Linked DNA regions of Homo sapiens: region 1 is linked to region 2. Evidence: chromatin contacts called from ENCODE Hi-C or POLR2A ChIA-PET data. All regions are on one chromosome and are shown on one strand. Each heading gives the region's core, a stretch centred on a gene start or an enhancer-like site at or near the end of the contact. The rest is flanking DNA. Distances are from core to core; before and after follow the strand shown. Region 1 holds the start of HEPN1 (hepatocellular carcinoma, down-regulated 1). Region 2 holds the start of MSANTD2-AS1 (MSANTD2 antisense RNA 1).

Evidence for each region. A loop is a pair of places that touch in the nucleus more often than their neighbours do. ChIA-PET counts read pairs that join two places held with the same protein, here RNA polymerase II (POLR2A). Pooled maps may share reads with other maps.
Region 1: a loop to region 2 is called in a pooled map, with 7 times the contacts of the local background. The contact joins the promoter of HEPN1 here to the promoter of MSANTD2-AS1 in region 2. A Hi-C loop is called at or near these places in 6 of 50 pooled maps. POLR2A ChIA-PET finds 5 or more read pairs at or near these places in 4 of 52 experiments (CD4-positive, alpha-beta T cell, H1, OCI-LY7 and 1 more).

Annotation. Positions count from the first base shown.
Region 1 is chr11:124,917,027-124,920,578 of GRCh38, reverse strand. HEPN1 (hepatocellular carcinoma, down-regulated 1) reads right to left here and starts at 1,329. Exons shown (of 1, transcript NM_001037558.4): 1 at 1-1,329. The coding sequence starts at 828. The coding sequence ends at 562. HEPACAM (hepatic and glial cell adhesion molecule) reads left to right here. Exons shown (of 7, transcript NM_152722.5): 7 at 1-1,374. All of the region lies in intron 1 of LOC107984406 (a long non-coding RNA gene), which reads right to left.
Region 2 is chr11:124,799,108-124,802,863 of GRCh38, reverse strand. MSANTD2-AS1 (MSANTD2 antisense RNA 1) reads right to left here and starts at 2,436. Exons shown (of 5, transcript NR_103862.1): 1 at 1,608-2,436; 2 at 707-880. It overlaps MSANTD2 (Myb/SANT DNA binding domain containing 2), which reads left to right and starts at 2,458. Exons shown (of 4, transcript NM_001308027.2): 1 at 2,458-2,993. The coding sequence starts at 2,484. RefSeq lists silencers at 2,106-2,775, 2,816-3,055, 3,456-3,535 and an enhancer at 2,272-2,879.

The sequences.
Region 1 (3,552 bases), core at 80-2,579, 120 kb before region 2:
GCTGGGGGGATCATTGTGAAGGCCTTCTTCCCTGGGCACCTGGTACCTGGGGACCTACAAGGTGGTGAGGGAAGGGTACGAGTACATTCCTTTTCCCTCTGACCTGGGCGCTAGCAAGGGCAAAGAACCCGAGCCTGCCAGCTTGGCCTCCTCCCACAGCCTCCCTCGGAGGCATGCCATGCCAAGCACTCTTTCTGTCTCTGTTCATGAATAAAAGAGATGGATGGGCTTATTCTTATAGAGAAGTGAATTTCACTTACTCCCCTGGCCCGAAAACTAGACCAAATGAGGAACTGTTTTAGCTCATCAAACTCATATATTCCTCCTGGCTTCCTTACAAAACAAGCCTTTCAAACAATCATTGTCCTCAGGAAAGTTGTTGAGCTTCCTCCAGCTGTGAGAATAAGTCCTAATCTCCAGAGAAATGGTGGGGGGAGGAGGAGGCTTATTGCTTCCCAGCATTTGGGGGGAACATGATCCAACCCCTGGCCTCCTGCCACCCATCTGCCCTGCTCCCACATGCTCAGGTCCCAGGGCACAGAAAAAGGGCAGACTCCCTAATCACACTAACATCAAAATAAAGAGGCTGGGCCGCTGTGTAGCCAGGACATGCCCATGCCACCGCCTATTGAACAGTTCATAGGAGTGGCAGTAATCTACTGTGTGAGGAGAGAGGGCAATTAAAAAGCTGAAAGAGAAGGAGGCCCTCTGTGTATTCCATTCCCTCCTCCTTAATGCCTCCAAGGGTCCTTGCATCCCTAGTCTCCTAAACTCCAGCTCTGATTCGCCATCAACCCATGGAGCAATTCCAAGGCCCCAGTTACCCATCACCTCCACACCAGGTCAAGTTTTGTCTCAGCCCCAAAGGCACTGACATTTCTAGTTTGCCCCCTCTGCCCTGAACCCCACAGCATGCCTGTCTCAGCTCCCTGTCCCTCGGCACTTCCCCAGGCTCATTTGAGCAGGTGTGCCTTCGCAGCTCCCCTAAACTTCCCAGGTGCCTCATCCATAATGAGATAATGCATGTAGGGGAAAAGTTTCTCAAGAAGGTGGAAGAGGCAGCAGGACTTGGATAAGGAGTACCTGCTGGTCAGCCTTGAGATGCACAGGTGAAGGTTAGGGTGAGATGAGAACATGCCATACCCTGGTGCTGAATCCCTGAGGGGCCAGCTTGCCAGGCTTAAGCCAAATCTGCCTTAAATTGGGGGTGGGGAGGGGTAAGTAAGGAAGTGGGGTTTGTTTTTGTGTTGTTTTCATCTTCATCTTTGTATTACTAGCATCCAGCAGAGTGCCTAGCACATACTGGATGCTCAATAAACTTTTGATGAAATGAAATGACAACTTTATTCCACATAAACAAGGGTAACAAAACAAGCTGCTTAAATATACCAGTCATTTCTCTTCTTCTCCTTTCACCTCCTTTACCCTCTTTCCAAACCCCAAATTGTCCGTTCCAAAATCACTTACCCGTTCATTCATTTACTTATTCAGGTGTTCTTTTATTTATTCGACAAACATTTGTTTACCTACCATGGACTAGGCCCTGTGCTAGACACTGCTGATACAGCATAACTATGTCAGGAAGACAGATCAGTAAACAGATTACAATATAGTGTGTAAAATGCAATGGCAGAAGTAGATACAAGGTGCTCTGGGAGCATGTAGATTAGATGTCAGCAAAGGCATCTTGGAGGAGAACAGACCTGAGTTGAGTCTTTCTTAGAAAGACTTGTTAGTTAATCTGGTTTTTAAAAGTATGAGAGGACACACTCCAAGCAGAGGGAGAAGCATGTATAAAAGCTTGGAAGTGCAAGACACGATGGGGGGGAATTCAGGGTACTGAGCCTAGCAGTTGATGAAATTATTTCAGGAAAGTATACAAAGTAGAAGGTGAAGAAAGCTGCAGATAGATTTCTGAGGCATCAGTATGTGTAGAAAATTTAAAAGGACTTCACCAAGAAGGCTTAAAAGGCACAGCCAGCAAGATAGGAGAATATATAGGAGATAACTATATCACACAATCAAAAGAACAAGAGAGTTTCAAGAAAAAGGGAGCATTCGGGACTACAAGGGCAGGGGGCTCACATATGAAATGAAGTTAAAAGTGCATGTTAAATTTGGCAACAATGAAAACATTGAGTGACTTGGCATAAGTAGTTTCAGACATGTAGTAGGGGTTAAAGCCAGATTGCAACAGGTAAAAAGTGATATGTGGAACTTCTCTGCTAAATACTTGAGACTAGATGTTTGAGAGGTCTTCCTGTTTCAAAACAACTAGGTCTTGCTTAAATGATATTTGTTTTGCATTGCTGGCTTCAAGAGATGGGGGAATTTTTTTTTTTTTTTCAGACAGAGTCTCATTCTTGTCACCCAGGCTGGAGTGCAATGGCGCAGTCTAGGCTCACTACAACCTCTGCCTCCTGGGTTCAAGTGATTCTCCTGCCTCAGCCTCCCGAGTAGCTGGGACTACAAGCACGTGCCACCATGTCCAGCTAATTTTTGTATTTTTGGTAGAGACAGGGTTTCACTATGTTGGCCAGGCTGATCTCAAACTCCTGACCTCATGATCCGCCCACCTTGGCCTCCCAAAGTGCTGGGATTACAGGCATGAGCCACTTCCCTGCCAGAGATGGGGGAAATTTTTAAGCAGTCAGAAGTAAAACAAAATTTAAAAGCACAGTGAGCTCAAAGTACTTAGCACTCATTAAATATGAGATTACCAAGGGAGGTGAAGCAAGATGGCTGAATAGAAGCCTTCACTGATTGTCTTCCTGCAAAAACACCAGATTGAACAACTGTCCACACAAAAAAAGCACCCTCATAACAACCAAACATCCAATGAGTGATCACAATACCTGGTTTTAACTTCATATCACTGAAAGAGGCACTGAAGAAGGTAAGAAAGACAGTCTTGAATTGCTGACACCACCCCTCCCTCATCACCCGGCAGCTGCCGCATGGAACAGAGAGAGAATCTCTGCACTTGCGGGAGGGAGAGTGCAGTCATTGTGGGGCTTTGCATTGGAACGCAGTGCTGCCCTGTCACAGGGAGAAACAACACCAGGCAGAACTCAGCCAGCACCCACAGAAGGAGCATTTAGACCAGCCCTCGCCAGAGAGGAATTACACATCCCAGTGGTTGGAACCTGAATTCCAAAAAGACTCACGACCATGGGTTAAAGTGCTCTGGGGTCCTAAATAAACTTTTAAAAGTCTGTCTAGGACACAAGGACTGCAATTCTAGGGGGGATTCCTGATGCTGTGCTGGGCTTGAAGCCAGTGGACTTGAGCATATGATCTAGTGAGACACCAGCTGGTGCAGCCAAGGGAGTGCTTGCATCATCCCTCTGCCAACACCAGGCATCACAGCTTGCAGCTTTGAAAAAGACTCCTTTCTGTGGTTGGAGGAGAGGAGCAGGAAGAGTAAACAGGACTGTGTATTGCAACTTGGATATCAGCTCAGCCACAGTAGGACAGGGCATAAGACAAGCTCAGCCACAGTAGGATAGGGCATAAGACAGAGTCCTGAGTCCCCCATTTCAGGCCCTAGCT
Region 2 (3,756 bases), core at 1,187-3,686:
TGGGCAGAAGGAACCTAGTGGGCCCAAGCAAAACTTGGGCAAAGGCACCACCAGCCACAGAGATTTCTGGCTGGCAAAGCCACATCCCGAGGATCCCATGATAATAGGAGGAGGGGTTTTTGTTGTTGTTGTTTTTCAGACTTGTGGGACAATGACAGAAGGTTAAAGTGGTAATTTAAAAACTCTTTGGAGGGCTGGGTGCAGTGGCTCATGCCTGTAATCCCAGCACTTTGGGAGGCAAAGGTGGAGGATCACTTGAGCCCAGGAGTTTGAGACCAGCCTAGGCAACATGGTGAAACCCCATCTCTACAAAAAATACATAAATTAGCCGGGAGTGGTGGCACATACCTGTGGTCCCAGCTACTTGGAAGGCTGAGGTGGGAGGATCGCTTGAGCCTGGGACCAGAGGTTGCAGTGAGCTGAGATCACACCACTGCACTCCAGCCTCAGTGACAGAGTGAGACCCTGTCTCCCACACACACACACACACACACACACACACACACACACCCCTCTTTGGAATCTCTGATTTAGTATATGATTTAGGCACAACTCTCCCTTTCATACACACCAAATACCTTATGACATTAAAACATTTATCACTGGGCTGAATGAGAGTTAATTTTGTTTTGATAGATGTTTCAGATTCTTTTACAGTCCTCACACAATGTTTACTGTGAACCAGGCACCGTTCTAAGGACTTTACCTGTATTAATTCTCTCAACAATGCTGTGACGTCATCCTCATTTTACAGATGAAGAAAACAAGGCACTGAGAGCTTGGTTAAGTAACTTTGCTGAGGTCGCAGAACTGGAATTTGAAGCCTGGCAGTCTGACTTTAGAGTCCATATTCTTAACTGAGGTGCTAGACTGCATCTTTCTTTGGAAAAAAGGGAAGAGGATATCATAAATTCGGGAACTTCCTCAGGCTTCTTCTGTTAGCTTACAAACTATGGTTAGCATTTTCATATGACATACGAGAACAATTATCTCCTCCTCTACTTTATCCCTATTGCTTAATCCTTTGGCTTTTCAGTAACACCCAAAGACAACCAGTCATTCTCTCCAGTGAGTCTCAGAGTTAAAAATTTAGCTGTCTTCAATAAGAATGATACATTGGACTTTGGGGACTCGGGAGCTCAGGGGTAAGGGGAAGGCTAATGAGGGACAAAAGACTACACATTGGATACAGTGTACATTGCTCGGACGCACCAAAATCTCAGAAATCACCACTAAAAACCTTATTCATGTAACCAAACGCCACCTGTTACCCCCAAAAATCGATTGAAATAAAACAATAATTTAAAAAAGCACATACCCCCCAAAACATAGTTGACCTCAGCTTAAAAAAAACTAACATACATTTGTTATTTTAAAAAATATTGCATAGTTTATTTGCATTCATTGGTCAGCATCCTCAGTTATGTCTGCTTTGAAAGAAAAATCCGCTGAGGTTTTAAGTTAATGATCCAAGATATCCAATTAAGATTTTCAGCTTTGAAAAATATGGAAATACGGTACAGCTGTGTACTGGATGTGCTGTGCTACTGTTAAGTTCCAGCACTTTAAGGAACGTTTCAGGAGTGACTAATACACTAATTCATTACCAGAGGTCACAGAGCTGTCATAATTGACAGTGTTCTTTGAGTACGAAAAACCGGAAAACGATGCAACTTCCAAAGCACGGAGGATGGAGACTGGTATTGGAAAGTAACTTTTCTGCTGGGCTCAGGAGTTTTTATATGCTCAAGCTATAGACAACTGTACCAACGCAATAGACTAATGTAATCTAACTATTCTACAAACGGCCACACCTACCCAGACTAACTGGAAAACAATAGTTTATAACTGGAATTAAATAGTTGCTGTTCTTTAATTAATGAGATCGGTGTTCTTGAAAAGCTACAGCGTACGAACTCTACCCTGGTCCATATCTGCTTTTTAAAGCCTTCCCCAGAACCGCTCTCACTTCAGCCTTGGTGCCTTCCCGGATATACCCTCCAGAGGCTTCCCCGGTCCCCATCCTGGACGTCAGCCTCTGCACCTAGAGGCCGGCTTAGAGGGAAGACGGGCAGAGGCGGGGGAGACAGGAGAGAGAGAAACGGTCTATTCCTCCTTAACTCCGGGCCCCCTCGAGGGCCTCACCCCTCCTCCCGGGGGCTGAGATTGGAGAGGAAGTGGGAAGGCTCCAATCTGTTCCTCACTCCAGCGCCCTCATGCCCCCACCCTTCTCTTCAGCTCGGGGCTTCGGCGCGCCTCGTCCCCGCCCTTCGCCCCGGGAGAGGAGCGGGCGGCGTGGGAGGGCTCGCGGAGAAAGGCCCAGGGGAGTGGACGACCTCCGCCCGGCAGCCACATCCTCAGCAGCAGAGACCCGGAGCCATCCGCCCGCGGGCGAGCCAGGCCCGAGGGCAGCCCCGGAGACCGCGGTGGCCGGATGCGCGGGCGCGTCACTTCCGGGCGGTGCAGCGGCGGCCGCTTGGAAGATGGCTGCGCCCTGTGGCTCGGAGCTGCCCGCCAACTCGCCGCTAAAAATTCCGAAGATGGAGGTGCTTTCCCCGGCTTCTCCTGGTGGCCTGAGCGACGGAAATCCATCGCTGTCCGACCCTTCCACGCCTCGGGGTGCCTCCCCGCTCGGGCCGGGCAGTGCGGCGGGCTCGGGGGCAGCGGCGTCCGGGGGTCTCGGGCTGGGGCTGGGGGGCCGCAGCGCCGCCTCGTCCTCGGTCTCCTTCTCCCCTGGTGGCGGCGGTGGCGGGGCTGCGGCAGCCGCCGCCGCCGCCTGCCGGGGCATGTCGTGGACGCCAGCCGAGACGAACGCGCTCATCGCAGTGTGGGGCAACGAGCGGCTGGTGGAGGCGCGGTACCAGCAGCTGGAGGGAGCCGGCACGGTGTTCGGCAGCAAGGCCCCCGGGCCAGCCATGTACGAGCGCGTGTCCCGGGCCCTGGCCGAGCTGGGCTACGAGCGGACCCCGTCCCAGTGCCGGGAGCGCATCAAGGTAACCGGCCGCCCGGCCTGGGGCAGCGAACCAGAGGCAGAGAGAAGGCGGGGAAGCGGGCCTCGGGGGCGGGGGCCGGTCTGAGGGCAGGGCTCTCCTCCGGGGCCCGGTGGGCGATTCGCATCTCCTCCGCCTTTTTCTTCTCTCCCTGGGAAGGGGGCTTTTTCCCAGATGGCCGCCAGCCCGTAGGTTTCCTGAGTTTGAAGTTGGGCGTGCCTGCCGCCGCCCCTCTTTCTTGCCAATTGAGATGTTCCTGCGCTCTGAAGTTGGTAGTTTCTCATTGTGCGCCGTGCGGCAGTCCCCGTGCCGCTGGCGCCTCTTGCCCCCACCGCCGGGGCCCCTCGCTTTGTTCCAGGCGGAGGGGCTCCCAGGCAGAGGCTTACCGGCCGGGGCAGGATTGAGGAAGGGCAGAAGGGGGGGGCATTGAGCCCCTAGTTTAGGAATAGTTAATAAGTGGCCGTAGCGGAGCCATAGAAAAAGCGCCTTGGGACGACTGGCCTTTGTGTCAGTCGCTTTGCTTCTATCTTGAGCTACGAAGGACGAGTAAGACTAGAGATGCTTTGGAGAATTGGAAAGGCTTGATTGTAGCCAGATTGTGTATTGTTACCGCGGAGTTAGTGTACACCATAAAAGTTAGCTTGGCCAAGAGTTGGTCTGGAATTTGGATTGTCGATGCCTCCAGAGTTAGATTGGCTTGAGGCCCTGCGGTTTCTTAGGAAGCTCCTTCAGGAAAGCCAGTTTTTCCCTGCTTCAGTTTCTGTGC